2 separate regions of the Mus musculus genome follow, and region 2 is linked to region 1. A link is a loop called in an ENCODE intact Hi-C map of the cell type or tissue named here. Cell type or tissue: heart. All regions are shown on one strand. Links, peaks and the distances in the headings refer to the core of each region. The heading gives the core; the rest is flanking DNA.

Region 1 (2,905 bases), core at 288-2,787:
GTGTGTCCGGGTGGCTCCTGATGCCTAATAACAACTCATTACGCACATGCTCAGTATGTGAAAAACATCCAAACCTGCAAACATCTCTGGTAGCAAATCTTTCAAATAAAAGATTCTTCACTTGCCCAAGGCAAAGAGACCTCAGAAGTTCTACCTGCTTAGCTCTGGCTCATGTATCTGAGCAAGAGGCCTTAAGCAGAGGGCTCTGCCTTTCTGTGCCCCATTTCCCGTTTTACAACATGTCTGCCACACCAGGAGCCACTTTAAGGGGACCACAGTAGCCATTAAATGAAATAACGTGCCCAAAGTATAAAAGGATTCTCCACCAAGGAAATTTGAACAAGTGAATCGGAATTCAAACTTCCATATATTCAGATATCAGAGACTCTAGCTAGCTAGCGACAAGGGGAGAGAAGAAACGGGAACTCTGGCCCCCACAAAAACATAAGTTGGTGCAACTGTTTTGAAAGTATTTGGCAACATCTACTGACACCTCTCATGTCCATCCCCTGTCCACTAGCATTTCAGCTTCTCTGCTCCTTGGGGTATGGTTTGTAATAGTGAAATACTGGCTGCAAGCAACTCTTATGCTTATCTGCCAGACAGTGACACATACTTCCTTGGAAACATTACCAGACCAGGGCACAGATAAAGCCAGATCTGTGCTTCCAACGGGGCAAGGTCTTAAAGCATGCTGTTTATGGTCTAAAGGAACTTGCAGGATACCATAAGCAGGATAATGCCAAGTCAGAAACAGAGCCTCACAAAATCATGTCTAGTATGTGCTGTGGGCAAAGCAATTGAGATAAAGGGGCTCCAGTATACTACCTCGAGGATGGGGGCTGGGCCTGGGATACTGGCGAGGTTCGAAGTGGTCTTTAGCCTTTAAAGTTTTCATTACTTACATGTATAATTAAAAATTAGCTTTGGAAAGCATTAAACTGCAGGGCAGTGGTGGCGGATGCTTTTAATCCCAGCACTTGGGAGGCAGAGGCAGGCAGATTTCTGAGTTCGAGGCCAGCCTGGTCTACAGAGTGAGTTCCAGGGCAGCCAGGGCTATACAGAGAAACCCTGTCTCAAAAAAACCAAAACAAGAAAAAAGAAGAAGAAAAAAAAAAGCATTAAGCTTTTCTAGTAAGCATTAAGTCTGTCTAGTAGTAGACAAATTGACAGGCGGTTCTTGTTCAGGCCTTGCCAAGTCAGTGCAGCACAAGGATCAGGCATGCCTAGGCTAGACCACCTCCTTTCCAATCCTGCATCTTCCTGATCCACCTCTGCTGGATGGAAAGAAAGATGCCCGATTCCTTCTGGAGAGTGGAAGGCCTACCAGGAAGCTAAGACTTAGGTTCACACGGGCTTCTGCCCAGTAGCTCGGCCCCCCACCCCCATTTCTGCTCTGATCATCCCGGTGATCCCAAAGGTAGAAGGATGGGTGAGAACGACCCAGGATGACTCGAAGGGAGAAAAACTAGGTATGGCTAAAGACTGGAGGGTGAACTATAAAGTGCAGACAGGAGAATGCACTCCCATTTTTTACAGTGCTTCTATTGTAAACAGACTAGCCCTGGGGCCTTTCACCTTCACATGGGTGGAACCAAAAGGATACCAATAACAAAAACCAAAACTCATCAGAAAAGCAGCTCTCTTTCCCTCCAACTCCAGGTGGAAGGTAAACAAACATCCTAAGAGGCTTAAGGAGCTAAACCCAGTTTTAGGCCTATGGACGCCAGAGTGCAAAGACTCAGAGATCTTCCTTGCCCTCAGTAGAGGGCGACCGTGGGCTTAGAAGCGCACGGAGCTCTGCCTGGAACGCCGCGTTCTCACGCTAGCTTGAGGACGGACTAGTTGTGCATCCTAGGGCTAAAATGGGGTAAGACCACCCCAGAGCCCAGCCTGGGCCTGTGCAAGCCTGGAACTGGGGATACCCGCCCTATCGCCCATAGACGCTCCTCCCGGAGGCTGGATACAGCATCTGCGCTCCCGGCAGGAACGTGGATGCCAACCCGCGCGGGGAGCGCTGAGGCCTGGAAGGCCGAGAGGGCCTGGGTCCCATCTCCTCGGTGACAGGAGCCGGTACCACTGCACTCCACGTTTCCGACAGGGTCGCGCAGGTGTCTGCGTTGACATGGCAGTGACGGCTTCACGCTGGGTCACGGATGCCGGCGTGACTCTGGGCGGGAGCTTTGGAACCTCGAGGCCCTTACCTGGCGAGCTGGCGTGAGGGTCCCGTCCACGTCAAACAGGCAGAGGATGCGCTCTTTCCTGCGGGCGCCCTCGACGGCGACTGCCATGGCTGTAGCTCCGCGCGCCAAGCGCTGTCGCTGCAGCCACCGCCAGGGTCGCGTGCGACAGAGGCCGGGCGGGGCCGGGGCGGGGCCAGCTGCGCAGCACGGGGAGGAGCAGTGGCCATCGGCCCTCCCGCGAGGGGGCGGGGCCTGCGGCGCCGAAAGAAGAGTACAGGCACCTAGGATTGAGGGGCGTGGCAGTAGGCGGGGTCAGAGTCCTCGTACCCGACGGAGATAGGAACCGGCGGGAAAAGGGGTTGAACCGGAAGACAGTGTCGGGCCAGCGGGTTGAGGTTGATCTCAGGGCGCTCCCTACGGTGGGGGGGGGGGGGGGTTGGGGGGCAAGGGCGGGACTCAGAGCCTTCTGCTTGTGATTCCCAAGGTTAGTAGGACGAAGGTATTGCCTTGTCATCTTGAGCTTGAAGTCTCAGGGAGAACCCGGCGTGCTGGCTCACCTGTGATCCAGCCCTTCTGAGGCAGAGGCCCTTATCTACAAAACAAGTTCCGGGCCAGCCAGGGCTACATACTCTGTTTTGTTTTGTTTTTTCAAAACAAGAGTTTCCCTTTGTAGCCTTGACAGCCTTGGATAAGACCCTATTTTTTAAAACAAAACAAACAAC
Region 2 (2,879 bases), core at 1-2,500, 81 kb after region 1:
CATGCCTTTAATCCCAGCACTTGGGAGGCAGAGGCAGGTGGATCTCTGAGTTCAAGGCCAGCCTGGTCTACAGAGTGAGTTCCAGGACAGCCAGGGCTATACAGAGAAACCCTGTCTTGAGAAAAACTAAAAAAAAAAAAAAAAAGGGGGGGGGGGATAGGCTTACAGAGAATGAGCAGCGGTTTTACATATGCAACACACACCATAAGAGTGCACAGTGCCATGTAGCTGGGCTATCACTGGAAGCATTTCCAGGTCTTTCCTTCCTGTCTCTTTTCTCTAGATGATGAAGGTTCTACGAGTAAAAAGCCCAAGGTAGAGTTATCAGAAGAAGAGCTGAAGGCCCATTTTCGTAAGGGCACACTGGGTAAGCTCACTGTACCTACACTGAAGGACATATGCAAGGCTCATGGGCTTAAGAGTGGGCCGAAGAAGCAGGAACTGCTAGATGCTCTTATCAGACACTTGGAGAAGAACTGACTAAAGCTCAGAAGCCCAGCCACTTTCTACACTGCAGCCAGGCCACCTGCTTGTGTTCTTACCAAGCTAGGTGGTAGCTACAAAGAGCTACTTAAGTGCAAAATCATGGAGATTACAGTCTCCCACCTCACTGTGCCTTACTCTGTGAATAAAGAGCTCTAACTTTATACTGTGCACTTTTCAGTATGAATGGGTAAATAGCTGCCTCGAAACTAGGCTACTGATAATTGGCTCTTAGCTTAATTTCTCCCCCATGGAAGTACATACAGATCACAGCAAAAACAAAACATCTTAGTGGAGGTAGGGAAACGACTCAAGGACAAGGTCGTGTGGTTACTTTTGGAGTGACAATCCTTAACAAGATTGTATTTCCATGTCTCCCCACCTGTTTTCTTTCCTGTATGATGCCAGGGCTGGAGAGATGGCGGCTCAGCAGTAAGAGCACTTGCTGCCCTTGCAGAGGACCCAGGTTTGTTTCCCAGCACCCTCACGGTGGTCCACAACATCCATAACCCCACTTGTAGGGAATCCAATGTTTTCTGACCTCCATGGCACTGAGCACACACATGGTAGACATACATGTTTAAAACAGGCAAAACCCAAAAATAAAAGTCAAATTCCTTTTAGATTAGCCAGAGAACGTATAGAGAGAACTACTTGAACCCCTAACACCCACAAACACCCAAACTGGCCAGGTAGGTAAGCAGGTTCTAACAGAACAGATGGGCCTCAGACGCCCTCATCTTCAAGGACACTTCCTGATGGAGTGGGAACTCTGGCCTGACTAAAAAGAAAAATGAACAGAATTTGTTCTACTGTGACTATTAAGGTAGTTATCTGAACACTGCAAGATTTTTCAAGCCAAAACTTTTAAGTTTGTGTGATGCAGGGGTAAAGCACAAGAGGCAGGGGAGGTGGCATGCTACTACTGCCATCTAGTGGGCAGAGGCCAGTGATGTCACCAAGCACACTTATACCAACATAGGGTGGTCTGTTTGAATTAGCCAACTTGTCAGTGTTAGGAAATCCTAGAATGATAACACTCCAGTGACAGTCTGCACAAGAGAATTTTAAACTACCAAGTCACTTATAGGTGACAACTTTACAAACTCTTAGTGAAGAGTTTAAGTGGGAGAGAGCTCTGTGGTAGGAATGTGCTTGCTACTTTAGCACACATAGGGGGCACAAAGTAAAACAGCTGGACTGGGGACAGAGCACTTCTGGAGCCCTCAGCTTGATTCCCAACACCAACACATCAAAACACAATGTTTTTAGTCTTGGAGAGAGGCAGAGTTCAGGCCAACCTGGTTTATATACCCAGAACATGTCTCAATTTCATCCCCAACCCGTGTTATCTAGAAATGCTAAGCATTTAAAATATTAGCTGATAAAACTGAAAATCAGGCACAGCTGCCATATTTCATTTAAAACGAAATATGAACATATTTATTAGGATGCTCAATAATGAACATGTTATCACTTTCTTCATGTGAGGGAGAATACACCTGACCCACGCTGTGGGAAGAACAGGATAAGGGCTCCCAACACGGCCATCAAATGGTTCCACAATAAGACATCCCCATTTACCAAGGAGAGGATGTTTCCTGCTAGCACTGTCTCTGCTGTAAGTTCCAGCAAATTGCCACGATCTCCACAGAATCCCTTTGTACTGATACTGCCCCAGATATGGGAGAATATCAGACTACATACATCAAAAACACACAGGACATTAATAAATGGCTCCCGGACATAGGCCCAACATCAAATTTCTTCAAATGATAAGGGGAGGGAGAGACTGCTACCCAAAGGAAGTTCCTCAGTGTCAGTAACATTTATGGAGCTCTTATATCAAAGGCACAAGGGACCAGGGTCACTGTCATCCTACCCTGCGCAGTGGAATAAGTTTGCAGATGAAAGTATACACTGTCCCTGGCTTAAGTTTCTCCTGGTTCTTCCTGTTGTTAAATGGTGACATTCTGCCTTTCACCTGTCCTAGCTATCATTTCATTTTTTATGGTAGAAGAGAATGAAGAGATGGTGAAAAATAACCTTATTAAGACAAAAATAAAAATATAAAACGCAGATGTAGTACAATATAATAGTAACTGGTTGAAAATAGTACATGCTAACAGACAATATGATACACAAACAGGGTGGCAGTAGACAGGAAAGGGCAGAGGCCACAGCCTACACCAAGAGCCTTTCAATAGACTGCTGAATGGACTGGATCTGCTGCTTTAGTTGAGAGCCTTCTTTGATGGTAACAGAACAGGCGATGACTGGCCTGGAGACGCCACACGCCCGTCCTAAAGCCTGCTTGGAGCGCACAAATACGTAGGGGACATTCTTGTCTTCGCACAGCAGAGGGAGGTGCAGGATGATCTCCAAGGGCTCAGCGT

What was found. Hi-C counts contacts between places; a loop is a spot of excess contacts. Peaks named below come from ENCODE experiments on the same cell type or tissue, not always from the same donor. Only the 100,000 strongest peaks of a DNase experiment are listed, where the experiment ranks them.
Region 2: a loop joins it to region 1, with 8 times the contacts of the local background. A loop is called at or near these places in 10 of 42 quality-filtered maps.

What each region holds. Positions count from the first base shown.
Region 1 is chr15:81,958,511-81,961,415 of GRCm38, forward strand. Pmm1 (phosphomannomutase 1) reads right to left here and starts at 2,420. Exons shown (of 8, transcript NM_013872.4): 1 at 2,205-2,420. The coding sequence starts at 2,291. In heart, for the core only: CTCF peaks have their summits at 1,767 (motif pointing right) and 2,336; DNase peaks (open chromatin) are centred at 1,871 and 2,461; H3K4me3 peaks cover 1,315 bases; H3K27ac peaks cover 1,182 bases.
Region 2 is chr15:82,039,439-82,042,317 of GRCm38, forward strand. Xrcc6 (X-ray repair complementing defective repair in Chinese hamster cells 6) reads left to right here. Exons shown (of 13, transcript NM_010247.2): 13 at 284-646. The coding sequence ends at 480. Snu13 (SNU13 homolog, small nuclear ribonucleoprotein (U4/U6.U5)) reads right to left here. Exons shown (of 3, transcript NM_011482.4): 3 at 1,907-2,879. The coding sequence ends at 2,668. Among named protein-coding and RNA genes, the nearest start is that of Snu13, 6.7 kb to the right of the region's middle. In heart, for the core only: a CTCF peak has its summit at 1,423 (motif pointing left); no DNase peak of the experiment used is centred there.